Linked DNA regions of Homo sapiens: region 2 is linked to region 1. Evidence: read pairs that join two places in POLR2A ChIA-PET (ENCODE). Cell type or tissue: PC-9. All regions are shown on one strand. Links, peaks and the distances in the headings refer to the core of each region. The heading gives the core; the rest is flanking DNA. Region 1 has its middle 38 kb from the start of MYH9-DT. Region 2 overlaps MYH9 (myosin heavy chain 9).

What was found. Peaks named below come from ENCODE experiments on the same cell type or tissue, not always from the same donor. Only the 100,000 strongest peaks of a DNase experiment are listed, where the experiment ranks them.
Region 2: POLR2A ChIA-PET joins it to region 1 with 28 read pairs; 25 of 35 experiments call an interaction of 5 or more read pairs at or near these places.

The regions. Positions count from the first base shown.
Region 1 is chr22:36,418,812-36,433,687 of GRCh38, reverse strand. It overlaps the pseudogene RPS15AP38. Among named protein-coding and RNA genes, the nearest start is that of MYH9-DT, 38 kb to the right of the region's middle. RefSeq lists an enhancer at 1,071-1,706. In PC-9, for the core only: no CTCF peak of the experiment used is centred there; a DNase peak (open chromatin) is centred at 2,637.
Region 2 is chr22:36,367,777-36,382,652 of GRCh38, reverse strand. All of the region lies in intron 1 of MYH9 (myosin heavy chain 9), which reads left to right. Among named protein-coding and RNA genes, the nearest start is that of MYH9, 13 kb to the left of the region's middle. RefSeq lists enhancers at 2,653-2,802, 5,169-5,248, 13,293-13,382 and a silencer at 13,695-13,989. In PC-9, for the core only: no CTCF peak of the experiment used is centred there; DNase peaks (open chromatin) are centred at 7,832, 9,172, 11,532, 11,972 and 1 weaker place; H3K4me3 peaks cover 3,296 bases; H3K27ac peaks cover 7,066 bases.

The DNA of each region.
Region 1 (14,876 bases), core at 2,615-10,614:
AGCCCTGACTGATACAGGAGCCCAGGAGATTGGCCTCCTGGGTCTGTATTTGGGAGACCACTCAGAATGTGGCGGAGGTGGGTAGGGGAGAGCCGGCCCAGGAATAGTCCGGGGAGTCTGGTGCCCTTCAGTTGGAGCCTGTGTTGCACCCACATCTCCAGGGCCAGGAGGCTGGTCCTGTTGACCTTGGCTGTGGGCCCAGTGGAGGTGGAGTGCAGGCCCCCACAGGCAGCTGAGCAAACAGGGGAGTGGGGGCTGGGGGAGCAGAGCTGGGGAAGGGACGGGGAGAGGAAGGAGCCGTGGGATGCAGGTGAGGACAAAGAGTGGGCCTGGAGGTGCTGGGAAAGCCGGGCCAACCCTGCCAAGTCCTGCTCCTGTGTCTAGCCTGTGGCCACGCTGAGCCAGGCCCTGGGGACACCACGGAAGACACGACATAGCTCCTGCCCGCATGAAGCACACTGTCCCCGTCCCTGAGCTGCCTGGACCCCCAGTGAGTGCAGCTTCTGGCGCATAGTAAATAGCTATGGAATGAATGATCTGAGACCAGACTCCAGCCAACAGAGGTCCTAGAAAGAGGCATTTGACAAATAAGGCCTGGGAAGAGAGAAAAGGATGACCTGGTGGAGACCTGGAGTAGGGAGTGGGATGAGAAGGGGCCTGGGCTGGGAGGACCAGCTGCCCATGCATGTCCAGGGCAGCCCCACAGCCCTGCGGAGAAGAGTTCTTTTCCGGTCTCACCTCCATCCATCCACCCCCATGCGTGGCTAATTTTCCTTTTTAGGGACAGCTGCCCTTCCCGCTCCCCACAGAGTAATCGGAGCCAGAATCTCTGCCTGGTTTCTGAGAACCCCATCTGCCCAGACCTCGCCTGGACTGTGGTTTTAGCAAATAATTTGGATCCTTCTAGAGCTTGGGGGAGGAAGCTTCCGCCCCTTCCTCCTTAGTGGTGTTAAGAAATGCTCAGCATTCCTGGGTTAAGAGGGCCAGGGGCCATTCTTCTCAGCACAGGGACAGACCCAGAGGAACAAAATGAAGAAGGAACCCAGCACCCGTCCCAGGCTCTCAGCTCCTTCCCGGGGGTCACCTGGGGACTGGCAGGTGAGGCCAATTCATTCAGCTCCCAGGGAAGGAGGCCTTGGGGAGCCCGAGAATGTTCAAGAGCAAGTTCCTGGGGCTTCCCGCACAGGGTTCTGAGCTCCTGTCTCAGAGCTCCCAGAGGAGGCCCTGTCTGGTTCCTGCTAGTCTCCGCATCATGTCTAGTCCAGCCTGGCACCGGGGAGCACTCCATGAGGGTTTATGGATCGGATGCAGGGCGGAGAAGTAGGATGTAGGGTATCAGAAATGGCCTCCAGGAGGGCCCACATCTATGCTGTGGGAAGTAAACAGTGAGCCTGGGGGGTGTGCGCCGGGGCTCAGGCGCTGCTACAGGCCGGATGTGAGGACTCCCATTTATTCCTCACACAGCGCTGTGATTGTGCTACCACGATACCCCCATATCACAGATGAAGGGGCCAGAGCCCAGAAAGGGTAAGTAACTTGTCCAAGGACACACAGCAGATAAGTGCAGGGACCAGTATTTGGACTCCAGAGTTCCTGCTTTTTTGTTTTGTAGAGATGAGTCTCACTAGGTTGCCCAGGCTGGTTTCCAACTCCTGGCCTAAAGCAATCCTCCTGCGTCAGCCTCCTGAGTTGCTGGGACTAGATGCACGGCTACTGCACCCAGCCTGAAGTCCCTGCTTTTAAGTGCTAGGCACACTGCCTCTGGAGAGGGAGGAGGAGAAGTAAAGGCCTGGGTGAGGGGCAGTGAACATGAGATACTTGAGAAAAATAAGAAGGCCCGAGGGGCCAGGTATCGGTGATGACTCATGTCGGTAATACCAGCACTTTGGGAGGCTGAGGCAAGAGGATCACTTGAGCCCAGAAGTTTGGGGCCAGCCAGGGCAACATAGTGAGACCCCCATCTCTACCAAAAAATAGAAAAAATTAGCGGGGCATGGTGGCACATGCCTATGGTCCTGCTACTCAGGAGGCTGAGACAGGAGGATCACTTGAGTCCGGGAGGTTGAGGCTGCAGTGAGCCATGATCATGCCACTGCACTCCAGCCTAGGTGACAGAGTGAGACCCCGTCTCAAAAACAAACAAACAAAAAACCCCAAGGCTGCGGAGCTGATGCGGTGGGTAAGGGTGAGACTCAGGACTCCACTTTCTCTGTCCTGCCCATTGGCGTTCCAGGTAGGACGTCCTTGGGAGACATGGTTTGCTACGTATAGCTACATGGAAAGATCCCAGGACTAACCAACTTGTAAAGCCCTTAGGGCAGGAAGATTTTAGGGTAACTCTTGCATCTGGCTTGGGGTCAGCACGCACTCAGGCCTGCTCTGAGATGGAGGACCACTGGCTCAGTTTACCTTTGGAATGGGCAGGGTCGGGGAGCAGCAAGGACAGGGCCAGGAGTTGGGAAGTCCTGGGCCCATCCCAGACCCTAAGCCCCCTCTGTAACAGTGAGACCCTGGGCACGTCACCTAAGCACTCTGGGCCTCCAATGATAATCCCCTGTCCACCTGGTGTTTTAGTGGGTCAATATGACAGCCGCTGTTCATTCGGCACTGCTAGTGTGTTACCTCGGTGACTCATTCCGGTGACCTACTGGTCACCCCATTCAGCAGATGCTTCCTGGGAAGATGGTGAAGACAAACTGAGCCTTTATGTCCGAATGGCTCTTTACAACCTGCAAAAGGCACTTTCGGACCTAATTCAATTTGATCTTCACACAAATCCAGAAGCCAGGCAGGCATGCTTCATCGTTCCATTTAAAGTTGAAGAAACTGGCTGAGCACGGTGGCTCATGCCTGTAATCCTGTAATCCCAGCTCTTTGGGAGGCTGAGGAAGGAGAATTGCTTGAGGCGAGGAGCAACATGGCAAGACCCTGTCTCTACAAAAAATAAAAATAAAAATAGGTTAGGCACAGTGGCTCATGCCTGTAATCCCAGCACTTTGGGAGGCCGAGATGGGTGGATCACCTGAGGTCGGAAGTTCGAGACCAGCCTGACCAACATGGAGAAACCCCGTCTCTACTAAAAATACAAAACTAGCTGGGCGTGGTGGTGCATGCCTGTAATCCCAGCTACTCGGGAGGCTGAGGCAGGAGAATCACTTGAACCCGGGAGGTGAGCCAAGATCATGCCATTGCACTCCAGCCTGGGCAACAAGAGCGAAATTCTGTCTCAAAAAATAAAATAAATAAACTAAAATAAATAAATAAAAATCATAATTTTTTTAAAGATGAAGAAACCAAGGCAAGCAAAGAAGTGGCTTGCTCAAGATTCATTGATCATTAGGGAACAAAAAAGACCTTCAATCTGGGATTTTTTGACTCCCTGTTCAGTACTTTTTTTACCCGAACCCCCCCCCCCAAAAAAAAGGATACTTTTATAAGCATCCAACACCATTCATCTTGCTGTCTTATCCCAGAATCCTGATCAGAATTCAGATAGTTTGCCGGCCGGGTGCAGTGGTTCACACCTGTAATCCCAGCACTTTGGGAGGCCGAGGCGGGTGGATCGCCTGAGGTCAGGAGTTTCAGACCAGCCTGGCCAACACGGCAAAACCCGTCTCTACTAAAAATGCCAAAATTAGCTGGGTGTGGTGGTGCATGCCTGTGATCCCAGCTACTTGGGAGGCTGAAGCAGGAGAATTGCTTGAACTGGGAGACAGAGGTTGCAGTGAACCGAGATTGCACCACTGCACTCCAGCCTGGGCAATAGACCAAGACTCCATCTAAAAAAAAAAAAAAAAAAAGAATTAACTAATAGTTTGCCATGAATGGAGGATTTTAAAACATGGGAAAATTTTTTTAAAAAATAATTAAAATAGTAGTAATGACAATAGCTACCCTCACTGAGCTGTTTTTTTTTGTTGTTGTTTAGTAAAGACAAGGTTTCACCATGCTGGCCAGGCTGGTCTCGAACTCCTGACCTCAGATGATCTCAGCCTCCCAAAGTGCTGGGATTACAGGCATGAGCCACTGCGCTCAACCTAAGAGCCCACATTTTCAGTCTCTGTGTATCCCTCTACGGCAGTCAGCATTTTGCTTTACGAACAGTATGAGGGCTCCACAAATTTATTTATTTATTTATTTATTTTATTTTATTTTATTTTATTTTTTGAGACGGAGTTTCGCTCTTGTTGCCCAGGCTGGAGTGCAATGGCACCATCTCAGCTCACCACAACCTCTGCCTCCCGGGTTCAAGTGATTCTCCTGCCTCAGTCTCCCAAGTAGCTGGGATTACAGGCATGTGCCACCAAGCCCGGCTAATTTTGTATGTTTAGTAGATACGGGCTTTCTCCATGTTGGTCAGGCTGGTCTCGAACTCCCAACCTCAGGTGATCCGCCTGTCTCGGCTCCAAAGTGCTGGGATTACAGGCATGAACCACCGCACCTGGCCTACAAATTTATTAAGTGAATTAAATAATGTGCCGCTTTTTTTTTTTTTTTTTTTTTGAGAGGCAGTTTTGCTCTTGTTGCCCAGGCTGGAGTGCAATGGCGCGATCTCGGCTCACAGCAACCTCCGCCTCCCGGGTTCAAGCCATTCTCCTGCCTCAGCCTCCCGAGTAGCTGGGATTACAGGCATGCACCACCACGCTTGGCTAATTTTGTATTTTTAGTAGAGATGGGGTTTCTCCATGTTGGTCAGGCCGGTCTCGAACTCCAGACCTCAGGTGATCCGCCCATCTCGGCCTCCCAAAGTGCTGGGATTACAGGCGTGAGCCACCGCCCCCGGCAATGTGTTGCTTTTCTATAGTCCTGAAGTCTCAAAGAAAACTTGCAGGTGGGAAGAGCATGGGATGTGAGGTCAGACCCGGATCTGAATTTCAGCTCCAATGCTTAATGATGGTGTGATCTTAACCTTAATCTCTTCATCTGTAATATGGGTTAACAGCCCTAAACACCGCATCTACCAGCCCCACACACACCTCTGCTTGTTGGGAAGATTAAACTGAGTCAGGCCCATAAAACCTTCTTCCTTTGAAAGGTGTGGTAGGCAGAAAATTGTCCAGGTTCTGGTCCCTGGAAGCTGTGGTTAGGTTGCATAGCAGAGGGAAATTAGGGCTGTAGGTGAAATTAAGGTTGCTGACCTTAAATAGGAAAATTTTCCTAGATTACGTGGGTGGGCCCAATGTAATCACAGGGTCCTTAAATGTGGAAGAGGGAGGAAAAGAGACGGAGACGGAGCATGGCATCTGGCTTTGAAGCCAGGAGGAAGGAGATAGGAGCCAAGGAAGGTGGATGGCCCCAGAAGCTGGAAATGACCAGGAAGTGGATTCTCTCCAGAGCCTCCAGAAGGATCAAGGCCCTGCTGACTTTACTCGGGCTTGGTGAGGTTCCCAATGGACTTCTCACCTCCAGAACCATAAGAGGACGCATTTGTGTTGTTTGATGCCACCAAGTTTATGGTGTTTTTTTTTTTTTTTTTTTTTTTTTGGAGACGGAGTTTCACTCTTGTTTATCACCCAGGCTGGAATGCAGTGGAGTGATATCGGCTCGCTGCAACCTCCGCCTCCCAGGCTTAAGCAATTCTCTTGCTTCAGCCTCCCAAGTAGCTGAGATTACAGGTGCATGCCACCACGCCCAGCTAATTTTTGTATTTTTAGTGAAGACGGGGTTTCACCATGTTGGCCACGCTGGTCTCGAACTCCCGACCTCAGGAGATCCACCCATTATAGCAGTTTTTATAGCCACTGCAGGTCAGTCAGTGTGGGTTCCCTCTGCTACCTCTGGCTCCTTTAACGCCTCCCTCCCTTGACTCTGTACCCCTTTATAATAAGCAGGTCGCTTACGCCTATTTTATACATGAAGAAATGTTACCAGAAAGGGGTCCTGATCCAGACCCCAAGAGAGGATTCTTGGATCTCAGGCAAGAAATAATTCAGGGTGAGTCCAGGGAGTGAAGTGAAAGCAAGTTTATCAGGAAAGTAAAGAAATATAAGAATGGCTACTCCATAGACAGAGCAGCCCCAAGGGTCACTGGTTGCCCATTTTTACAGATATTTCTTGATTATACGCTAAACAAGGAGTAGATTATTCATATTCCCCTTTTTAGATCATATAGGGTGACTTCCTGACATTGCCATGGCATTTGTAAATTGTCATAGTGCTGATGGGAGTGTAGTAGTGAGGACAGCCAGAGGTCACTCTCATTGCTATCTTGGTTTTGGTGGGTTTGGGCCAGCTTCTTTTTTTGTTTGTTTGTTTGTTTGAGATGGAGTTTCACTCTTGTTGCCCAGGCTGGAGTGTAATGGTGCCATCTCGGCTCACTGCAAGCTCTGCCTCCTAGGTTCAAGTGATTCTCCTGCCTCAGCCTCCTGAGTAGCTGGGATTACAGGCATGTGCCACCATGCCCGGCTAATTTTGTATTTTTAGTAGAGACGGGGTTTCTCCATGTGGTGAGGCTGGTCTTGAACTCCTGACCTCAGGTGATTTGCCCGCCTTGACTTCCCAAAGTGCTGGGATTACAGGCGTGAGCCACCACATCTGGCCTTGGGCCAGCTTCTTTACTGCAACCTGTTTTATCAGCAAAGTGTTTATGACCTGTATCTTGTGCTGACCTCCTATCTCATCCTGTGAGATATGTTTTAACCGTCTGGGAATGCAGCCCAGTAGGTCTCAGCCTCATTTTACCCAGCCCCTATTCAAGATGGAGTGGCTGTGGTTCCAATGCCTCTGACACAAACAGGCGGGGAGAGGTTACTCCAGATGGCCAAGGTGGCACACAGCATGGTGGAAATGCACTCGGAAGCCGGACCTCTGACTCCGACTCCTGGACACTTTCTGACAACACACCGCCCCTCCTAAGGGTCTTCAGTCCCTGTAAAAATATCTTAGGAGCCCTGCAATGTGTGGGGGTGGTTCTTTTCATCCAGGCTGGCCCGGAAGCCCTGCCTCCACAGAGACCTCTCTTGCCCCCCATCCCCCGGCTCTTTCCCTTTTGTGTCTTTCTGTCTCTCAGAAAGGGACTGTGGCCTTTGACAATCCCTCTCCCCAGGACCTGGTGGAGAACCAGCACCCAGGAGGTGCCCCGTGAAAATGGGGTTCTCCTCCCCTGGAGCCCAGTCCCCTTCTCTCCCACTCCGGGTAAAGCCTGTCTTCAGAGCCCCTCAAATGGCGAGATTCAAAACTCTATCCCCAGCTCCAGGGAGTCTTCACAGGCTGCCTGGTGGACAGGAGTGGGAGGGAAGCTGCGTCCCCAGTGGCCAGCTGACAGGTCAAAGGGGAAACTGCACTTCCTGCTGGGCCTCCAGGGAGCCTCTTCTCTCTGAGAGGCCAGCTGGGTCCCTGTGTGGGAGCTCCAGGGGGAGACAGGGCAGGGAAAGAGATGGGAGGAGAGAGGAGGAGGGGGAGGGAGGAAGTGGGGCAGGGAGAGGAGGAAGAGGAAGGGAAAAGGGCAGAAGGAGTTGGAAGAGACTGGGAGAGACCAAAAAAATAAATAAATAAAAATACAGTGAGACACAGAAAGGAGAGAACCAGAGACAGAAGGTAACAGAAGATGAGCAGTCAGAGGCATAGAGAAAGAGACAAGAGAAAAGGAAACAAGAGGGGGAAATTAAGTTACTACACAGAGAAAGACAGCAAGAGTGTGGGAGGAAGAGAGAGACACAGGGAGAGTCAGAGATAGACAGAAACCCAGAGAGGAGCAGAAATGCACAGAAGCCCAGAAAACACCTGAGGCCGGTGCGGTGCCTCTCCTGTAATCCCAGCACTTTGAGAGGCCGAGGCAGGAGGATCGCTTAAGGCCAGGAGTTCAAGACCAGCCTGGGCAACAGCGTGAAACGCTGTCTCTGGGAAAAAAAAAAAAAAAAAAAGAAGAAGAAGAAGAAGAAATTGAAAAAATCACCTGAGCTTTCTTTTTTTGTTGTTTGTTTTGTTTTGTTGAGACGGAGTCTCGTTCTGTCACCCAGGCTGGAGCACAGTGGTACGATCGCGGCTCACTGCAACCTCTGCCTCCCGGGTTTAAGCGATTCTCCTGCCTCAGCCTCCCGAGTAGCTGGGACTACAGGCTTGTGCCACCACGCCCGGCTAATTTTTTGTATTTTTAGTAGAGATGGGGTTTCACTATATTGGCCAGACTGCTCTTGAACTCCTGACCTTGCGATCTGCCCCCCTCTGCCTCCCAAAGTGCTGGGAGTACAGGTGTGAGCCCCCACACCTGGCCCCACACCTGAGCTTTCTTTAACCACCTTTCTTTCTCTCTTTTTCTCTTTCTTTTTCTTTCTCTCACTTTCTTTCTCTTTTTGTCTCTCTCTTTCTGTTTTTCTTTCTTCTTTTTTTGTTATGTTAGAGTCTTCTGAAATCTTTGTTTCTCTCTTTCTTTCTCTTTCTTCCTCTCTCTCCCTCTCCTTCCTTCCTTTCTTTTCTTTTTTCTTTCTTTCTTTCTTTTCCTTGCCTTGTGAATCAATTTCTCTCTCCCTCCCTCCCTCCCTCCTTTCTTCCTTTTTTTCTTTCTTTTTAAGATAGAGTCTTGCTCTGTCCCCCAGGCTGGAGTGCAGTGGTGTGATCATAGCTCACTGTAGCCTAGCCTCAACCTCCTGGGCTGAAGCAATTCTCCCACCTCAACTTCCTGAATAGCTGGGACCACAGGCGTGCTCCACCATACCCAGCTAATTTTTTTTTATTATTATTATTTTTGTAGAGACAGGGTCTCGCCATGTTGCCCAGGCTGGTATCAAACTCCTGGGTTGAAGGGATCCTGCTACTTTGGCCTCCCAATGCGCTGAGTTTACAGGCGTGAACCACTGCACATGGCCAAAAACAAAGTTTTTAAACAGTGCCTCAAATCTTATTGGAGTGGCACAATTCACACGCAAGATGCTAAGGAACAACAAGCAGAGGATAAAACCAAATGGTAGGAGGAGAGAGTGCTGGAGCAGGGAGGAGCCACGTGGTGTTCAGGGTAGGCATCCCTGAGAAGGGGTGTTACTGAATTACATCCGTAAACTTAAGTGTGTTAATCAGGACTTTATCTTTTGCAAATGACAGAAACTTGACTCAGTTGGCTTAAAGAAACTGAAATTTAAGCAGGGCACGATGACTCACACCTGTATCCCAGCACTTTGGGAGGCTGAGGCGGGTGGATCACCTGAGGTCAGGAGTTCAAGACCAGCCTGGCCAACATGGAGAAACCTCATCTCTACTAAAAATACAAAAATTATCCAGGGATGGTGGTAGGAGCCTGTAATCCCAGCTACTGGGGAGGCTGAGGCAGGAGAATCACTTGAACCCAGGAGGCGGAGGTTGCGGTGAGCCAAGATCGCGTCACTGCACTCCAGCCTGGGCAACAAGAGTGAAACTCCGTCTCAAAAAAAAAAAAAAAAAAACCCCATCTGTTATTTGTGATTTTCCTCAGTGCCCAGCCCAGCTCCTGCACATAGTAGGCCCTCAGCGATAGTTGGTTGGATTGAATTGTCAAACTGGATGACATATCCACTCTGTCATTCATTCCCTCATTCATTCATTCATTCAACAAGCAAAGCCTGAGCTCCTGCCATTCATCAGGCCCTGTGCCAGGCTCTGGGACACAATGTGGAATAAGGACAGGGCTTTGCCCCCCAGAAGCCTTTGGAATAATAACTTGCAGCTGAATTGCACGATTGTTTATGGTTTGTGGTTCATGAAGCTCTTTCACATATCCTGTCCCATGATCTTGATGTGTGGATGTTGTTGAAGAAATTCAGGAGGAAATTCTGAAGAAGTTCAGGATAAAGACTCTTGGGTGAGGCCATGCCGTAAGTCAGCAGCTGGACTCCCTTCCCAGTGCCCACTCCCTAGGAACAGGCTGCCCACTGTGCATCGGGCCTGAATCGCAGGACACTGCATGGAGCTCCTTCCCTCGTCCGGCTCAGAGTTTGGAAGGTGTCCTGCAGTGGCCCTGGCAGAGCCGGGATGTCATCCTTGGAGGAGTTGCTTGGGGCCGTGGGCCTGGGAAAGGCCTGACGTGTATCCTCTGCCTCCACCACAGGCCTGATAAGAAAGTGACCACAATCCCTTTTGGGCTACTTTCTTGGTCAAAAGAGGAACATAGTCTTGGGTGAAAAGGGAAGATATGGAGAGCACTGCAACTGAGCAACCTGGTCACCATGGAGGATGGGACAGAGCACTGTCAAGTCAGGGTCCCACCACCGGGTGTCTCAGCTCATGAGCTTCCCTCTCTAGTTGGGCTTTTCTGTTTAGTCCCTTCCTTCCCCACCCTACTCGCCCAACCTAACCATGTTTTGGTCAATCCTTTCCTTGTTAAAGTATCCTATTGAGGCCAGACACTGTGGCTTACGGCTGTAATCCCAGCACTTTGGGAGGCCGAGGCGGGTGGATCACCTGAGGTCAGGAGTTCAAGACCAGCCATGACCAACATGGTGAAACCTTGTCTCTACTAAAAATACAAAATTAGCTGAGTGTGCTGGCACACGCCTGTAATCCCACCTACTTGGGAGACTGAGGCAGGAGAATTGTCTGACTCCGGGAGGTGGAGGTTGCAGTGAGCCAAGATCGCAGCATTGCACTTCAGCCTGGGCAACAAGAGCAAAACTCCATCTCAATAAATAAATAAATAAAAATAAATAAACAAATAAATAATAAAGTAATCTATTGCTCAAGGCCCATGTGCAGGCCCACCCCTGGGGAAGGCCCCTGCACAGCTCAGCCCTCACTGACCCGCCTTGCACAGCTCAGCCCTCACTGACCCGCCTGCCTCCTGGGACCATAGCTGGTACTTGTTTTGCATTTGGGGATCCTAACTTGGTTTGAAGCAGAAGCAGATCAGAGACAAAAATTTGAGTACATGTGGTTGATTTGGACTGTGATCCCAGGCAACTTAGATAAGGGAGTGGGTGAGTGAGACAGAGAAGGGAAGCAGGAGCTATCTACCTAGTGAACGGGACCTCCCAGTTATTTGCCCAAGCGTTGAGCGAGCACAGGCTAAGTTGAGAGCTGCTCCCAAAGGGCATTACGTCCTCAGCACTTGCAGCCTCCTGAGCTCGAGTCGAGCCCTTCAGCAAAGTGTCACCGGTGCTGGCAGATGTAAGTCCCACCAGGGTTCAAAATACTGGAGTCCTAACAGTGCCGGCTTCTAGCCTAAGATTTTTTTTTTGCACAAAGGGTTTCACTGTGAAACATACATGTTTGAAAACCTATGTCGTAAGGCAACAACACCCATTTCGCAGACGTGCTAGTAGAATCCTAGAGGTGACAAGGGATTTGCCTCAGGCTTGCCAGCGAGTTAAGAAAAGAATCAAGAGTAGAAGCCAGAAACTAGGTCTGCAGTCTGGGTGTCCAGCACTTTTTTATTTTTTATTATTTATTTATCTATTTATTTTTTGAGACAGAGTTTTGCTCTTGTTGCCCAGGCTGGAGTGCAGTGGCACGATCTCGGCTCACTGCAACCTCCGCCTCCCAGGTTCAAGCGATTCTCCTGCCTCAGCCTCTCAAGTAGCTGGGATTACAGGCATGAGCCACCACACCTGGCTAATTTTGTATTTTTAGAAGAGAAGGGGTTTCTCCATGTTGGTCAGGCTGGTCTTGAACTCCCAACCTCAGGTGATCCGCCCACCTTGGCCCCCCAAAGTGCTGGGATTACAGGCGTGAGCCACTGCGCCCGGCCTATTTTTATTTTATTTTTATTTTTTTCAGCCTTGCTGAGGTTCTCTGCAAAGTGCTTTTTGGAGGAAAAAAAATTATTATTATTATTATTATTTTTTAATTTTTTTTTTTTTAGATGGAATCTCGCTCTGTCGCCCAGGCTGGAGTGCAGTGGCACGATCTCAGCTCACTGCAAACTCCGCCTCCTGGGTTCACACCATTCTCCTGCCTCAGCCTCCTGAGTAGCTGGGACTACAGGCACCTGCCACCACGCCCAGCTAATTTTTTGTATTTTTAGTAGAGACGCGGTTTCACTGTGTTAGCCAGGATGGTCGCTATCTCTTGACCTTGTGATCCGCCTGCCTCGGCCTCCCAAAGTGCTGGGATTACAGGCGTGAGCCACTGCGCCTGGCCCCTGGCTGATGCCCTCAAGAGCATCAACAATGCCAAAAAGAGAGGCAAACGCCAGGTGCTTATTAGGCCATGCTCCAAAGTCATCGTCCGATTTCTCACTGTGATGATAAAGCATGATTACACTGGCGAATTTGAAATCATTGATGGTCACAGAGCTGGGAAAATTGTTGTGACTGTCACAGGCAGGCTCAACAAGTGTGGAGTGATCAGCCCCAGATTTGATGTGCAACTCAAAGATCTAGAAAAATGGCAGAATAATCTGCTTCCATCCCGCCAGTTTGGTTTCATTGTACTGACAACCTCAGCTGGCATCATGGACCATGAAGAAGCAAGACAAAACCACACAGGAGGGAAAATCCTGGGATTCTTTTTCTAGGGATGTAATACACATATTTACAAATAAAATGCCTCATGGAAAAAAAATCTGTAGAGATAGGGTCTCATTATGTTTCTCAGGCTGGTCTCAGAATCCTGGTCTCAAGCAATCCTCCCACCTTGGCCTCCCAAAGCCCTGGCATTAGAGGCATGAGCCACCATGCCCAGCACTAAGCATTTCTCACAAACAACTTTAAGTCCTAGGAGGCAGGCACTATTATTTTCCCCACTTTACACATGAGGAAACTGAGGCTTCCAGCAGACACTTGACAGTTAGTGGTTCTGTGTAAGTCCCAACAGGAGACTTTTGGTTAGAATAATTCAAAGGTACATGGCTTCTGTTTTATCTCAAATTAAAAAATAATAACAGGCTGGGTGTGGTGGCTCATGCCTATAATTCCAGCACTTTGGGAGGCCGAGGCGGGTGGATCCCTTGAGGCCAGGAGCTTGAGACCTGCCTGGCCAACATGCTGAAACCCCGTCTCTGCTAAAAATACAAAAATTAGCCAGGTATGGTAGCTCACTCCTGTAATTCCAGCTACTCAGGAAGCTGAGGCAGGAGAATAGCTTGAACTCAGGAGGTGGAAGTTGCAGTGAACCAAGTTCTCACCACTGCACTATAGCCTGGGCAACAGAGCAAGACTCTCTCCAAATAAATAAATAAAAACAACACGTGAGAAAGGTCTGTTCAGTCCAAACGCCCAGCAACAGCTGTTCTGTTCTCCTTTGTACTCATTCTAGTCTGTCTGGAGGATTCTGCCTGGTGGCTCCTGTCAGAGTCTTCCCTGATCTCAGCAGAGCCCATGTTTTCTAGAAGAACACAGACACCAGTCTCTGTAACCAAACGACTTTTCTTTGGCTTCTGGGAATGTCCACTCCTTCATGTTTCCTCAGCTGCTCCTGGGAGTCCCTAGAGAAATTCCTCCGGCCAGTGGCTTTGTGAGACTTTAGTGGAACAGCTATTCCTATGTTTGCTCAGTCACAGTGGCATCCCATCTTCCAGGAGTCAAACTCCAGCTCGAGAGGGCTGCTCGCAAGAGTAACTCACTCATGGCTTTTTTTTTTTTTTTTTTTGAGACGGAGTATCGCTCTGTTGCCCAGGCTGGAGTGCAATGACGCTATCTCAGCTCACTGCAACCTTTGCCTCCCGGGTTCAAGCAATTCTCCTGCCCCAGACTCTCGAGTAGCTGGGATTATAGGCACCCACCACCACGCCAGGCTAATTTTTTTTTTTTTTTTTGAGGCGGAGTCTCATTCTGTCTCCCAGGCTGGAGTGCAGTGGTGCGATCTCGGCTCAGCCTCCCGAGTGGCTGGGACTACAGGCACCCGCCACCACGCCCAGCTAATTTTTTGTATTTTTAGTAGAGATGGGGTTTCACCATCTTGGCCAGGCTAGTCTCAAACTCCTGACCTCAGGTGATCCACCTGCCTCAGCCTCCCAAAGTGCTGGGATTATAGGCGTGAGGCACCGCACCTGGCCTGCTGGTCTCTGTTTAAAAAGTGAAAGAAAACAAAAGAAAGAAAGAAATCAGGCTGGGCACGGTGGCTCACGTGGCTGGGTGGGCTGCTCAGGCTGTCTGAGGTCCGGTTTGAGAGATCACAGACCCTAGGAGGTGACAGAGCCAGGGCACCAGAGGGGGCTCCCACGGAGCAGAGTCCTGGTCCTGCCTGCTGCCTTTTCTTGCCATTGCAGTTTGTGACATTCCAGAACACCCCCAGACATGTGGTTTTTGTATACAAGTCCTCGCGGCTAGCGTTTAGCAATGCACTTTCATCTCAGAGTAAACACATTTTCAGTTTTATTTTTGCTCCCGCCTTATCTCCCTGAGCCCCAGCTGAGGCCCTGAAAGGAGGGCAAAGGCTCTTCCCCAAACATTGGCCTTTTGTTAATGACTTTCATCCTGGTCACGTGGACTGAAGCAGCAGTCCTCCAGACATTTCTCTGGTCCTTTGAAAACAAGCAAGAGCCTGGGAAGGCAGGAGCACACACACCCAGCCCCAGCCCCTGGCTCCGGTTTAACGGAGGAAGAGAGGAATGGATGTGTGTGGGGTGCCCTTTCTCTTCTGTTCTTCTGTTCTTCCTTTTCTTTTTCTCTTTTTTTTTTTTTTTTTTTTTTTGAGAGAGAGTCTCGCTCTGTCACCCAGGCTGAAGTGCAGTGGTATGGTCTCGGCTCACTGCAACCTCTGCCTCCCGAGTTCAAGCTATTCTCCTGCCTCAGCCTCCCGAGAGGCTGGGACTACAGGCACCCGTCACCATGCCTGGCTAATTTTTTTATTTTCAGTAGAGATGATGGTTCACCAGGTTGGCCAGGCTGGTCTCGAACTCCTGACCTCGTGATCCACCCGCCTCAGCCTCCCAAAGTGCTGGGATTACAGGCTTGAGCCACAGCGCCCAGCCTAGCTAGTCCTTGATTTGGTTCAATGTGTGAGCCCCACCTCCAGAGTCGAGTCCCACCTCC
Region 2 (14,876 bases), core at 4,142-12,141, 53 kb after region 1:
TTTTGCATTTTTAGTAGAGATGGGGTTTCACCACGTTGGCCAGGCTGGTCTCGAACTTCCGACCTCAGGCGATCCACCCGCCTTGGCCTCCCAAAGTGCTGGGATTATAGGCATGAGCCACCACACCCAGCAAAATCAAGTAATTTTAATTTCCTAGGCACTCTTTTTTTTGTTTTTTGAGACTGAGTCTCGCTCTGTTGCCCAGGCTGGAGTGCAGTGGTGTGATCTCGGCTCACTGCAACCTCCGCCTCCTGGGTTCAAGCGATTCTCCTGCCTCAGCTTCCCAAGTAGCTGGGATTACAGGCGCCTGCCACCACGCCCAGCTAATTTTTGCATTTTTAATAGAAATGGGGTTTCACCATGTTGGCCAGGCTGGTCTCGAACTGCTGACCTCAGGTGATCCGCCCGCCTTGGCCTCCCAGAGTGCTGGGATTACAGGCGTGAGCCACCGCACCTGGCCAGCACTCTGGTACCTTATTGATGGGAGTGTATATTGTACAACCCTCTTTTTAGAAGGTCGTTTGGGGCTGGGCATGGTGGCTCACATCTGTAATCCCAGCACTTTGGGAGGCCAATGGGGGAGGATTGCTTGAGCCCAGGAGTTCGAGATCAGCCTGGGCAACACAGGGAGAGTCTGTCTCTGGGTTACATTAAACAACAACAACAACAACAAAAGAAAGTTGTTTGGCAGTATCTGTCAAAGCATACTCCTTCCGACTATATTCTAGGAATTCATCTCACAGATAAACTCAGATGTGCTGAAGGAAATGTCTGAGAATCTTCATTGCGGCATTGACATAGAAGATGACAGGAAACAAGTTGTGCTATTAAAAAGGTCAACTAAATCATGGTACAGCTGTACAGTGGAAGTCCTTGCATCCCTTTGAAAAATGAGGTCAATCCATATGTACTGATAGGGTGTGCTCTCCAAGCTATGTTGTAAGTGAAAAACACCAGACGCAAAGTAGTGTAAATGGTGCTTCGTTTTGTGTAAAACATGGTATGTAAACTCTGCTCTGTGCATGCAGTATTTCTGGAAAGATACTGAGACCCTGGTAATGGTGGTTGCCTAGGGTCTAGGCAACAGGAGCAGGGAGTGAGCAGTACATTTCACTCAATACTTTTTTTTTTTTTTTTGAGATGGAGTCTCGCTCTGTTGCCCAGGCTGGAGTGGCATGATCGATCTCGGCTCACTGCAACCTCCACCTCCTGGGTTCATGTGATTCTCCTGCCTCAGCCTCCTGAGTAGCTGGGATTACAGGTGTGCGCCACTATGCCCAGCTAATTTTTTTGTATTTTTAGTAGAGACGGGGTTTCACCATGTTGCCCAGGTTGGTCCCCATCTCCTGACTTCAAGTGATCCACCTGCTTCTTCTTCCCAAAGTGCTGGGATTACAGGCATGAGCCAGTGTGCCCGGCCATATTGTCCCTAAAGAATAAAAAATTCAGCTATTTCTTATTTTTCTTAACTATAAAAATAAGGGGTCCAGCTGGCTAATCTGTAGGTCTCAACTTTAAAGTGCATTGCTTTAGGTTCCATATTGCATATTGAATGCCTACCTTTTACAAGGTAAGAGGGAAGGGTCTTTGTGCTTGAAACCTTTGGGTCCTGTTTTCTTCCCATGATGTCACATCACTAGAGTAACCCCTTAAACAGAAGTCCTTTCTGATCTACTTCCTCATATTCTGGGAAATGGTAGATGATTGATTTTTCTTTGCTGTATGAGAAGAGAAAGCCTGCATGTGTGTCTGGAAAGCGTTTTGGGATACCCTCTTGCAAGGTTTCCATAATTCGCTTGGCTCCAAATCATAAGCTGTCCTGTCCTGGGGAGCCCACCCCAACCTGAAGCCCAACCCAGGCCCTCACATACCTGGCTTTCTTTCTTTTCTTTTCTTTTCTTTTCTTTTTTTGGAGACAGAGTCTCACTCTGTTGCCCAGGCTGGAGTGCAGTGGCGTGATCTTAGCTCACTGCAACCTCCACCTCCCAGGTTCAAGCGATTCTCCTGCCTCAGCCTCCCGAGTAGCTGGGATTATAGGCACCTGTCACCACGCCTGGCTAATTTTTGTATTTTTAGTAGAGGCAGGGTTTCACCATGTTGGCCAGGCTGGTCTCGAACTCCTGACCTCAGGTGATCCACCTGGCTTGGCCTCCCGAAGTGGTGGGATTACAGGCGTGAGCCACCGCACCCGGCCACCTGGCCTTCTTTTTTAACTTGGGGTCATTGCATCCACTATTATGCCCCTTCCCACTCTGTCCCCAGTTTCCCCTAAGACATCTGGCCTGTGGTTTTTATGTATAACAACACTGGAAAAGCCCAAATTCTTGAGAAGATGTGATCAGAGGGGTGTTTTGAATGGGAGGGCCCTACCCCCCTTCTCAAGGATGGCTGTCTTTCGCCTTGGATGGTGTGGGCCCTGGGAGGAGCTGCCGGCGCTGCTGTTGTGCCCGATTGACTCCTTTCCTGAGTGAAGTCTGGAAGACCCCATCAGGGTCCTGAGGTCCTGCAAGGCAGCCTCCGGGCCTCCTGGGGGAATGGTGTGAGTCACACATGAGCACACACTATGAGACTGGCTCTAAAATGGGACCGCCACTGCATGGGCGGGCGGCCTGTATCTGTACCCAGCTCCCTGTCCCTTGTGCTTAGATGGCACCAAATATTTGGGAGGCAGGAGGGGAGCTGCCCACTCTGATGCATGTCTCTTTAAAAAGTAACCTAGGCTTCTGTTGGAATTACTCAGGTTCCCATTCCCACGATTAGCTTCTCGAGCCTGAGATGATTCAGCACCCGGGCAGGTGTCCCCAGAGAAGGCCCTTAGCTAGCCCGCCAAGCGCTGGAGCAGCTGGGAGTCCCTCAGTGGCTGTCTGCATCTCTAGCCCAGGACCCTCCTGCTGTGGCTGGAAGGAGCCTTTGCAGGGCCTTCCGGAAGGGTGTGGCTTCCTGCCGTGCAGGTTGGGCTAAGGCCTGTAGTGGGGTTACAGGTAGCTGATCTTCCCCACCCTCGAGTCACTTCCTTGGTACTTCTCAGAGGCCCTTACCATCCTTATGGTATGTCCCAGAGGAGAAAAGGGGCTTCTCAGGGAGGTCCCTCTCTTGCCTTCTTAGGCCAAGATGATGTCTTTCTGTACAACTTTTTATTTTTCTGAGACGGAGTCTCGCTCTGTCACCCAGGCTGGAGTGCAGTGGCGCGATCTCAGCTCACTGCACGCTCCACCTCCCGGGTTCACGCCATTCTCCTGCCTCAGCCTCCCAAGTAGCTGGGACTACAGGCACCCGCCACCACGCCCGGCTAATTTTTTTTGTATTTTCAGTAGAGACGGGGTTTCACCGTGTTAGCCAGGATGGTCTCCATCTCCTGACCTCATGATCCACCCGCCTCGGCCTCCCGAAGTGCTGGGATTACAGGCGTGAGCCACCACGCCTGGCCTCTCTGTACAATTTTTAATGTGTTGGGGGAGCTCGAAGCTAATCTCTGAGTAGGTTGCCACTCACCAAAAGGACGTGGGCCTTAGAAAGAAGAGCCTTTCTTCTTGCATTTTAACTCTAATTTGAAATCATCCCCTGCTTAAAAGAAAAATCAGCAACAACAATGAAAACCCTCCCTACTGGATTTAGAATTATAGAATGCCTGGCTGGAAGAGATGTTGGGAATAATTAAAATAACATTTCTTTTTTTTTTTCCTAATTAGAGAAAAAGCGATTTGCTTAAGCTCATTCTGTGAGTCGGTAGAAAACCTTGGCCCCTGGTTTCGCTCATACCCAGTGCCTTTCCAAATCAGGAGGCTTCATTTAAGCGTGTTTTCTAAATGGTGACTCTCTTTTTTTTTGATGTTTATGCCCTGTTTAGCCAAGCAACACATACTGAGCTCCTTTAATCTTTCCTTAAGAGTCTATTCTTCTACTCCCTTCGTCTTTTTTGTTGTTTTTTGTTGGGGGGCACTAGGGTTAAGGAATGGGGTGGGAAGTGTTTTGGGTTTCTCTGAACTTCTTCCAGCTGGACGTGACCACTTGGGCTGAAAGTTCCCACAGCTCGAAAAATCAATATTTCACATGGGGTGGTGCCAGGCAGCAGGGTGGGCCATTCAGAAAGCCACACTGCTGCCCACTGTCCTCAGCCAGCCCTGATTTCTAGTAACTTTAGGTCACTTAATGTCTCCGGTGATAATTTGTTATATTTTCAACACAAAATGCACGGGAGAAGGAACAAAATAAAGTTTTGGGATCAGGCAGAGCTAGGAGCAGACCCCCCGCCTTTTCTCCTGCTGCTCGCCTTAGTTTTCCCATCTGCACCGTGGAGAAGCCTCTTTCTTAGCATTATAAATGGATGTGAAGTGGTCTGTTCCTCCTCTTCCTCCCCTTCATCTCTCTTCTTTTTTTATGAGACAGCGTCTTGCTCTGTTGCCCAGGCTGGAATGTGGTGGCGCGATAGCAACTCACTACAGCCTCGGCCTCCGTCTCAAGCATTCTTCCCACCTCAGCCTCCTAAGTAGCTGGGATCACAGGTGTGCACCACCAGGCCTGGCTAATTTTTTTTTTTTTTTGTAGAGACAGGGTTTTGCCATGTTGCCCAGGCTTGTCTCAAACTCCTGAGCTCAAGCAATCTACCTGCCTTGGCCTCCCAAAGTGCTAGGATTACAGGTGTGAGCCACCTCGTCCAGCTTCTCCTTTTCTTCATAGTAACAATAACATCATCTCTCCTCAGGTGGTAGGAAATACACGTTCAAGTTTTTTTTTGTTTTTTTGAGACGGAGTCTTGCTCTGTCGTCCAGGCTGGACTGCAGTGGCACCATCTCGGCTCATTGCAAGCTCCGCCTCTCGGGTTCACGCCATTCTTCTGCCTCAGCCTCCCGAGTAGCTGAGACTACAAGGTGCCCGCCACCGTGCCCGGCTAATTTTTTTGTATTTTTGGTAGAGACGGGGTTTCACCGTGTTAGCCAGGATGGTCTCCATCTCCTGACCTCATGATCCGCCCGCCTTGGCCTCCCAAAGTGCTGAGATTACAGGCGTGAGCCACCGCACCCGGCCAGGTTCAAGTTTTAGAGATTTCGTATTTATCCAACAAGCCTGTCCCTTGATAACAAGGTGCGGTGATTAAGATGACTGAGGAACCTGCTGGAACTCGCCCCCGGCATTGATGCTGAGGTTTCTGATGCCTGCAACTTTTGCATCCTTTTCCCATACAGTTCAATTCATCTCATTACACTGATCTGAGCTGGTTTAAGTATTTTTTTTTTTAGAAAGGCTGTTACAAAGCGATAGAGGCACCTTTATTTAGAGTTGTCTATGTTCAAAAGCCACTACGTTTCCTGTGTTTCACATTAAGTCACTGAGCTAGAGAAGGCAGCTTCCTGTCAGATAAACATAAGAACGAGGCATTTGGGACAGTCTGGGTGACTTAATCTAACTGGGCCAGAATCGGGGAGAAGATTTGAGAACTCGCTGTCCTCTGCGGGTGAGGAGGTCAAAGGCGGGGTCTTCTTTCATTTCTGTCCCTATGCTGTAACTCCGTGTTTGGGACAGAGTCAGCTCCTAGTCCTTATTGCACAAATGGGGTTCAGGTCTCATTGGTGTCTTCACTTTTTTTTTTTTTGAGGTAGGGTCTCGCTTTGTCGCCTAGGCTAGAGTACAGTTGCACGATCTTGGCTCACTGCAACCTCCACCTCCCGGGTTCAAGCGATTCACCTGCCTCATCCTCCCAAGTAGCTGGGATTACAGGTGTGCACCACCACACCCAGCTAATTTTTGTATTTTTAGTAGAGACAGGGTTTCACCATGCTGGCTAGGCTGGTCTCAAACTCTAGACCTCAGGTGATCACCTGCCTCGGCCTCCCAAAGTGCTGGGATTACAGGCATGAGCCACTGCGCCCAGCCAGTGTCTTCAGTTCTAAGCCTGCGACAGGGAGGCCTAGATAGCCAAAAGCTTTTGAATGCCGGTTAGTGACCTCTTCATTTTACAGAACACTGATCGGGGAATCCCTGGGAGGAGAAAGGTGGTGGTAGGGGGGCATTTTCAAGTTTTTATTTTTTATATTTAAGAACCAAGTATTGGGTATAAGGGAGTTGCCCTTTGCCAAGTCAGTCCGCAGAGACTCCCTAAGCTCCAGCTATGTGGTCTGCACTGTGCTGGCTTGGTGGGGCTCAGCAGCGATGGAGGGCTGACAGCCTGTCCCTGTCACCAAGCAGCCTTATCCTCCAACAGGGAGTTGGGATACTGAGGCAAGCCCATGCTACCCTGAGTCAGGAGACATCTGAGCATCTTGAGCTAGGTTCCTGGAGGCTAGGATTGCCTGGGAGGAGGAGGGAGGATGGGAAGGTGGGCATGGAAGGGAGGAAGAGCTGCTCTCTGGGTCCCATCACAGTCTCGTTATTAATTATAATTATTAAAGTTTACTGGCCGGACACGGTGGCTCACGCCTGTAATCCCAGCATTTTGGGAGGCTGAGGTGGGTGGATCACCTGAGGTCAGGAGTTCGAGACCAGCCTGGCCAACACAGTGAAACCACGTCTCTACTAAAAATACAAAATTAGCCGGGTGTGGTGGTGCATGCCAGTAATCCCTGCTACTGGAGTGGCTGAGGCAGGAGAATTGCTTGAACCTGGGAGGCGGAGGTTGCAGTGAGCTGAGATTTCATCACTGCACTCTAGCCTGGTCAATAGGAGCAAAACTCCATCTCAAAAAAAAAAAAAAAAAAAAAAAGAAATTATTGAGCACTTGTATGTACTAGGTACCATGCTGATGCTTTTAAAAAATTATTATCTTTTATTTAAAAAATTTTAACTTACATTTAAAAAAATGGAAATGGGCTCTCACTGTGTTGTCCAGGTTGGTCTCAAGCTTCTGGCCTCAGGTGATCCTCCCACCTTGGCCTCTCAATGTGCCGGGATTATAGGCGTGAGCCACCACTGCACCTACACCTGGCCATGCTAGGGCTTTTACATGGATTATCTCATTTAATTCTTCCCTGGTTTCCATAAGGTAGGAACTTATCCTCATTTTGCAGATGGGGAGACTGTGCAGGGATTCAAACTTGGGTGCTCCAGCTCCTGACTCTGTGGCCTTGGAGACGCCCTGCACTCCAGGACTTGTGTTTCCTCACTTGGCGGTGAGTGGTTGGGCTGGTCCTTGAGGCCTCCACCCTCACCAGTGGCTGAGCATTCATTCAATGGGCAGAGAGAACGTTGGGCTGCAGCAGAATGGGATCTCCCGTACAGCAGTTGGCAACCCACAGCGGGGTTGCCAGGTCAGCATTGATGCCTTGGCTACTGACTTCACCTTTAACCCCACTGGCCATTTTTCAAATGAATGTGGTTGGTCCTAAGGGAGAGCAGGTGGAAAGACCCTGGCCCCAGCGTGAATCCAGGCACTGCTGTGCCTGTCTGAGTAGTGCCCTCTGGGGAACCAGCTAGCCAGGCAACCTGCCATCATGTTGCCTAGTGAGCTCTTGACATCAGCCATCTTGAAACCATTGGGTTCCTTTCGTCCTTCATCTGTCCACCCATCAGATTCATAGTCATTCAGCAGTGACTCCTACTAGGAGGAACTGATTCTAGGTATAAGGCACTGGCTGGGTGCTAGGAATATGGAGGGAAAAGAAACATAGGCCCTTGTTTCTGGGAGCTGATGGTCTCCCACCAGATACCGATGCTGGAAACCCAGGGAGAAGGCAGGGGGGAGTCTGAGAAGGCTTCCTGGAGGAGGCAGCCTTCGAGATTGTAAAGTAGAGACATGGTGTGGCAAGTCCAGGGAGCAGGGGTGGGACCTCGTTCAGTTGCCCAGACGCAGGCAGAGCTTTGTTCAGGGGTGATTCAGGTTGGTGAAGGCCCTGTGAGTCACCTGGGGCTGGTGAAACGTTTCCTCTCCTCCTTAGGCCACGACCCAGCCTCTGCATAGGCCAAGACGGCCCGTGAAGGCTTGTTTCCTTGCCCCATTTCCCAGGAAATGTGGGAGTGCAGGATTCCACTCCCAGGTCACTCACCTTGGGGGTGGATGCTGGGAACGCGGCCTGCGCCCTCTGGTTGTGTGGCCAGCATGTTTTTCTAGCCAAAGGACTTGGGATGAGATTTTTCATGGAATATTGAGAGAGACGTAATTGTTATTAGAATCAGTTCTGTTTTTATTTATTATTATTATTTGAAACAGAGTCTCACTCTGTCGCCCAGGCTGGAGTGTACTGTCACAATCTTGGCTCACTGCAACCTCCGCCTCCCAGGTTCAAGCAATCCTCCTGCCTCAGCCTCCCGAGTAGCCGGGATTACAGGCGCGTGCCGCCATGCCCGGCTAATTTTTGTATTTTTAGTAGAGATGGGGTTTTGTCATGTTGGCCAGGCTGGTCTCAAAAACTCCTGACCTCAGGTGATCCGCCCACCTTGGCCTCCCAAAGTGCTGGGATTACATGCTTGAGCTACCATACCTGGCTAATTTTTGTATTTTTAGTAGAGATGGGGTTTTGCCATGTTGGCTGGGCTGGTCTTGAACTCCTGATTTCAGGTGATCCACTTGCCTCGACCTCCCAAAGTGCTAGAATTACAGGTGTGAGCCACCGCGCCCAGCCAGTTCTTCTGTTTTTAAAGTAAAAAAAAAAAAAATAAGGTGGGGGTGTGTGTGGTGTTTATTGCACAAGCATTATTGCAACAAAGCTGGCAAGAAGCAGATTTGCCCTGCACCTCATCCACCGTTTTGCATTTTTCTGGGTTTTCTGTCCATATACACATGTATTTTACAAAATTGTAAGCAGAATGGAGACTGTGTGTGTTCTGAGTTACTACTATAATGCAAAGTTCCTATGTTTCATTGGTCGCCAGAATTCATATTTTAATGACCCTCTTATGTCCACTGAGGAGAGGGACCATTTTTCATGTTGCCAGAAAGTTCCACGAGTTTTATTGAGTCTTGGAAATTCATTCAGCAAATGTATCCAGTACATCTATTCTAGATCTAGGCCAGAAACTGCCCGCTGGTCAGGATGCAGATGAACAAGAGGTCCCAGGCCCTGTCCTGGAGGGGGCTCGCAGCGTAGACCTAGGAACATGCCACTTCACTCTGGTGTGGTTGTGATTGAAGGGGCTGAGGAGGTGGGGGCTGCTTGGATGCCCAATTCCAGTCAATTCCAGCCGATGGAAAACAGGTAAAACCACTTTGTCAGTAGTGGTGAGAAGGCTTAGAAACAAGGGAGCTGGGAGATCTGTCCGGGCTTTTGGAGGAAGCTCTTCAACCTGTTCACCCCGCCTCCGCCGTTGTGTCACTTCCAAGGCCCCTGGCCAGAAAACCCACTGGGAGGAAGTGAGGGAGAGAAGAAGTCTCCAAGGGACCATGACAACAGGGAGGCTTGGGAAATAGCCCCCGGCCCTTCTGAGGGAGACCCTACCGAGGGTGGCAGTGGAGCAGGGGCAGCTGAGGGCAGGGGCAGGGGGAGGATAGTGGGGTGGAGTGGTCTTCCAAAGTCGGAAGGCCATTGGCAGGAGACTTGGGCTCTGCTGAGGCCCCTGCCTTTTCCAGGATGGTGTGAGAATGGTAGCAACAAGTTGCAACAGTTTAGTTTTGTTGTAAAGAGGAAGTTTCAGAATCCTAGTGGCTACTTTTGAGCAGACAGATGTTTGTAAAGAGAGAGTATTTGGGGGTGGGCCTAAGGGGAGAAGATGGGTGGTCAAGGGGCTAGAAATTGGAATGCAAGGGCTGCCTTTGCTCCCGTATTTCCTTTCATTCCAGAGAAAGGCTTCCTCTGCCAGGTGTTGTGGCTGCCTCTTTCGGCCTCCAAGGCCCCTGTTCCCCAACCCCGGCTCCCCACTCAAGTCCCGCTGACCTGAATTCTGCTGTCTTCCTAGACAGCAGGAGAGAAGTCGTTTGCTTATGGGAAAGTTTCCAAAGTCTTGTTGCTCCCCACCCCACCGAGGGCACGAACAGGGCTGGGGGCCCAGGTGGTCACAGTGGCCACCGCTGCCCTTGTGTGTTGCAGATTTGCCGAGCTCCTTGCGTCCTCCCCTCCAGCCTGCTCTTGGGACCTGGATCAGCACCAGGCCTCTCGGGTTTGAGGTTTCACTGGGACAGCTCTGTCACAGTCCTTAATACCTCCCATGATTAAATACAAACTCAGCAAAAACACAATCTAAACCTTAACCTAACTTTTTTTTTTTATTACCTGTCATTTTTTTTTTTTTTTTGAGAGACAGGGTCTCACTCTTTCTTTTGCCCAGGCTGGAGTGCAGTGGCACAATCATAGCTTATTGCAGCCTCAACCTCCTGGGCTCAAGTGATCCTCCCACCTCAGCCTCCCAAGTAGCTGTGACTACAGGTGCACACCACCACACCTGGCTGATTTTAAAATGTTTTGGTAGAGATGGGATCTTGCTATGTTACCCAGGCTGGTCTTGAACACCTGGGTTCAAGTGATCCTCCTGCCTTGACCTTCAAAAGTGCTGGGATTACAGATGTGAGCCACTGCACGTGGTCTGAATTTATACTATTTAAAATTATTTAGTAGCTGTTATATTGGAGGAAGGAGAGGTGGATACAAGGAATAGAGAAAGCAACAGGAAGTGGGGTGTGGGGCAGGGAGTGGGTGACTTCAGAAGCAGCTGCTGGGTTTACATTTCATTTTCATTCAATTTATTTGTTCATTAAATACATATCAGTTGCTAGAGACTGTTCTAGGTTCTGGGGACACATCATTGATTAAGGCAACTGAAGTCCCTGCAGTTTACTCTCTAGTGGCGGAAACAAACAATAATCAAACATACTTACTAGGAAAGTCAAGACAGTAAGAGCTGTAGAGAGCCCAAGCAGATGAGGGGGTATGTTGAGAGGTACTAAATTGCTCAGGCAGCTGGGTGTGGTGGCTTACGCCTGTAATCCCAGCACTTTGGGAGGCCGAGGCGGGCGGATCACCTGAGGTCAGGAGTTCGAGACCAGCCAGGCCAACATGGTGAAACCGTCTCTACTAAAAATACAAAAATTAGCCAGGCATGGTGGTGGGCACCTGTAATCCCAGCTACTTGGGAGGCTGAGGCAGGAAGAATCGCATGAACCTGGGAGGCAGAGGTTGCAGTGAGCCGAGATGGCGCCATTGCACTCCAGCCTGGGCAACAAGAGTGAAACCCTTTCTCAAAATAAAAATACGAATAAAAAAAAATTGCTCAGGCTGCTATGATGAAGTACAAGATTGTGTGGTTAAGCAGCAGACATTTATCCCCTCAGTTCTGGAGGCTGGAAATGCAAGATCAAGGTGTGGACAGGCTTGGTTTCCTTTGAGCCCTCTCTCCTTGGCTCATAGATGGCCGTCTGCCAACTGTGTCCTCACATGGTCTTCGCTCTGTGCACGCACACGCCTGGTGTCTCTTCCTCGTCTTATAAGGACACCAGCCATGGGATTAGGGCCTACCCGAAGGACCTCATTTTAACTTAATTACCTCTTCCAAGGCCCTGTCCTCAAATACCAGTCACATTCTGCGGTACTGGGAGTTAGGGCTCCAACATAATGGATATTTTTGGGAGGGACACAATTCAATCTGTAACAGGGAAGAAGGGAGTAGGGGAGTGTGTTTGTGTCAGCAGAGGGTTCTCTGATCCAGGGACATTCTGTGGATGCCTTCAGATCTGGGGGAGGAGCCCTCCAGGACGGTGCTCTACCGGTTGTTTAATTGCTTTGAGCTCCAGTTTCTGTATCTGTAAATTCTGGTTCATAGAACTATCTGTTAGTGTTCTCTGGGTAGCTAAAGTATGAAATGCTCTCAGCAGTGTCTAGTTCATGATGGACTCCCGATAAGTATCAATGCCCCTCCTGCCCTTCTTCCCACCCCCCACTGCCCACCCCTGGTTCACCAGCGCTTTTTCCTTTTGTCCCACTTTGCTCTCTGCTCCGGGCTTCTACTTCTGATCAAAACACTTGAGAACTGGGTGGGGGCTGCCCTGGCTGCTCCCAGCTCCCAGGCTGCCCTGCCTTCTGCCCAGTGCCTGTGAGCCAATTGTTCTTGGAGGTGGCTCCTCCCCTCTGTTAAGTCATAAGCACTTTTGACACCGGTAAGGAGGAACTGTTGTAGAAAGCTGGTGCAGGACTATAACCTAAACTCCCAGGTACTGGCCCGAGTGTTGGATGGCTGCGGTTCGAGCGTGCGTTGCCAAATGCTTCGCTTATGCCACTGTTCCCAGCGGACTGCTTCATGTCTTAGCAATTCTCTGTGCTGGCTTATGTGCTGGTCTTGCTTCCCCTTTTAGAGGCCTTGTCGCCAGGACCCTTGCATGGTGCCTTGCCCATGGTGAGCACTTGATACATGCTTGAGAAACAGGTGAGGATATTCATACTAGAATGTGGGTGGCACAGACCCTGATGTCCTGGGTAGATGGCTTTATTTCTTTGGCTTCTGAGCCTCACCAGCATGATGGGCGTGTGTCTGGTGCTTAGGTAAATAGGCAGGCACTCTGGACTCAGACCATCTGCCCTAATCTTGGTTCTCCCACCTGCAGGCCCTTTGACCTTGAGTGAGTCATACAATCTTTCTTTGTGCCTCAGTTTTCCTTATCTGTGGAATGAGGAAAATAAATGCCACAGAGGGTTTTGATGCTAATAAAGTATAGCTTTATTGTTTATATGTTTTATCTGTCCACAATTTATCTGGCACAGTGCCAGGTGATATATTTTTATCTGTTTAAAAATTTCAGTCTATTTTTTATATCACGTTACAAAGGTTAAAGTCACTTTCAAGTTATTGCAACAAAAGTCTCTCAATCCCATGAAGGTGGCAGTATTAGTGTTCCTATTTTGTAGCTGGGAATGTTGAGAGTCCAAGAAAACCTACGTGACTAGCCCCAGGTAGCAAGTGAATGATCTAAAATCCTCTCCCAGCTCCTCATTTTCAGGCCAGTTATTTTCCATATCTACTTCCATCGCCTCTCCTGCCTTCTCATCCCACTTCAACCACTATGTGGACAATAGTTGTGAAATTGGGTTTTTGTAGACTTCCACACATAGCCTCACAGTGGTGGTTGCTGGGTCGCGTTACCTAGTTGGCTTTATGGCACCAGCTGTAAATTACAGCCCTCCCTGTTCCATCCTAAGAGACCTGTCGGGTAGACAGCAGGTGAAGGCTGGCAGGCTGGTGTGAGGTCTGGTTAGCCTGGTCCTTGTGGGGAACCTGGGTTTTTGCTGTCCTCCCTCTGAAGAATGGATACCGCCCCCTCGTACCTTCCTAGCCCACCAGCATGCTGTTCTCAGCCCGCCTTCTGCCCAGAGCCGGCCTGCCGCCCACTGTTTCCTGCCTTTGCCAGGGCGAGGGGGAGGTGGGTATATAATGCCAAATGCTCATGAAAAACGCCTCATCATGAGATTAATTACTTGCTGCCGAGCACTGTGGAATTCACGAGTCTCCATCAGCACCTCAACGTCTTCCCCTGAACTCTACCTGGGGTTAGTTCTGTGGACTCTCTGGCTAGAACTTTAAACCTATGTTAGACAGAAAGAAATAGATAGTGGCCACCAGTACGATGCTGAAGATCAGTCTGGCAAAATCCCTCCTGCCATTGACTAGCTGTGTGTCCTGGAGGCTTGATGTCCTCAAAGTGGGGACGCTAGGCTGAGGGCGCTTTCTGGTTGTGAGGCCTGGGTGTGCTGACCTGTGCAGTATCATACACCTTGGAGGACCAGCGTGGTACAGAGGGGCTGCAGAGGGGTGGGTCTCTTCCCTTTTAATACAGGTCACAGGCTTTAATGACCCTTAGGTTGAAATTAGAGCCCCCCCACCCCCACCCCCTTGCCTTACTTCTGGCTTTTACACAAGAATCTGAAGAATGTGATGCTCTATCGCGGACGGGGCAGGCTTCGCAGGCTCTTCCGGGCTTTGCAGGGCAGCCTTTGTTGTGCTGCAGGACCTGGGGCATTCCGAATTGGTTGTGGTTGGGAGTCAGAGACAACTCCAGGCTTATTAAATTCCTGGCTGTTTAGGGCGATATAGACAGCTGGGAGGGGTAAGGGTGGGGAGATAACACTCCTCCACCTCCCAGCACTGTTATCTTAGAGAAATTGGGTTAAAAGTGAGTCTGCTGGAGGGGATTGGTAGCAGACAGGAGGACAGATACTGGTGCTTTGGCCCTGGGCTACTGGAAAGCTTGCGGGTCCACCTCTGCGCTTCTCCTTCCTGATCACGGAGCAACTGCTGTTGACCAGGTCCTATGTGACGCCTTGCCAGATGCTCTGTGTGCATTCGCTGTCTCATTGCACCCCTAGAGGCAGTGGAGCAGAGTGGTTAGGGATGGAAGACCTGGAGCCCCAAGTGAGACCTGCAGGGTACAGACACCGGCAGCTAGTGCCTGTGTGTCCTTCAGCAAGTAAGCCTTCTGGCCTTGTTTCCCCATCTGCAAAACGGGATACCACTAGAATCTACCTCACAAGAGTGCTGTGTGCTAAAGTGAGATTCCTGGTGAAAAGCACTCAGAATAAAGTGCAAGTGGCCGTTATTTAATTACCAACAGGGTCCTGGGAGGTGGGCCTTTTCATTCCCATTGTACAGATGAAGAAAGGGAGGTTCAGGACATTTAAATAATTTGCCGGATTTCCTGAACCAGTGAGGAGAATCCAGCGCTTACCTCCAGGTTGGCCTGACTTCGGCCATATCCCAGCATCCTCTGGGGTGTCTGTATGCAGGCATGTGTGTGTGTGTGTTTGTATATGTGCATGTCTGTTTGCACAGGTCTCTGTGTGCATGTCTCTGCACCTCTGTGTGCACAGATCTTTGCACGTGTCTGTGTGCATGCATATCTGTGTGTGTGCAAGTCTGTATGCACCCATCTTGGACTGGGGAGGGGAGGAGGGGGCCTGGGGCTCTGTCCAGGGCAGGATGGCATTGGCCCAAATCTGGCAGCTCTCTAGAGCAGGGGCCGCTGCTGCTTC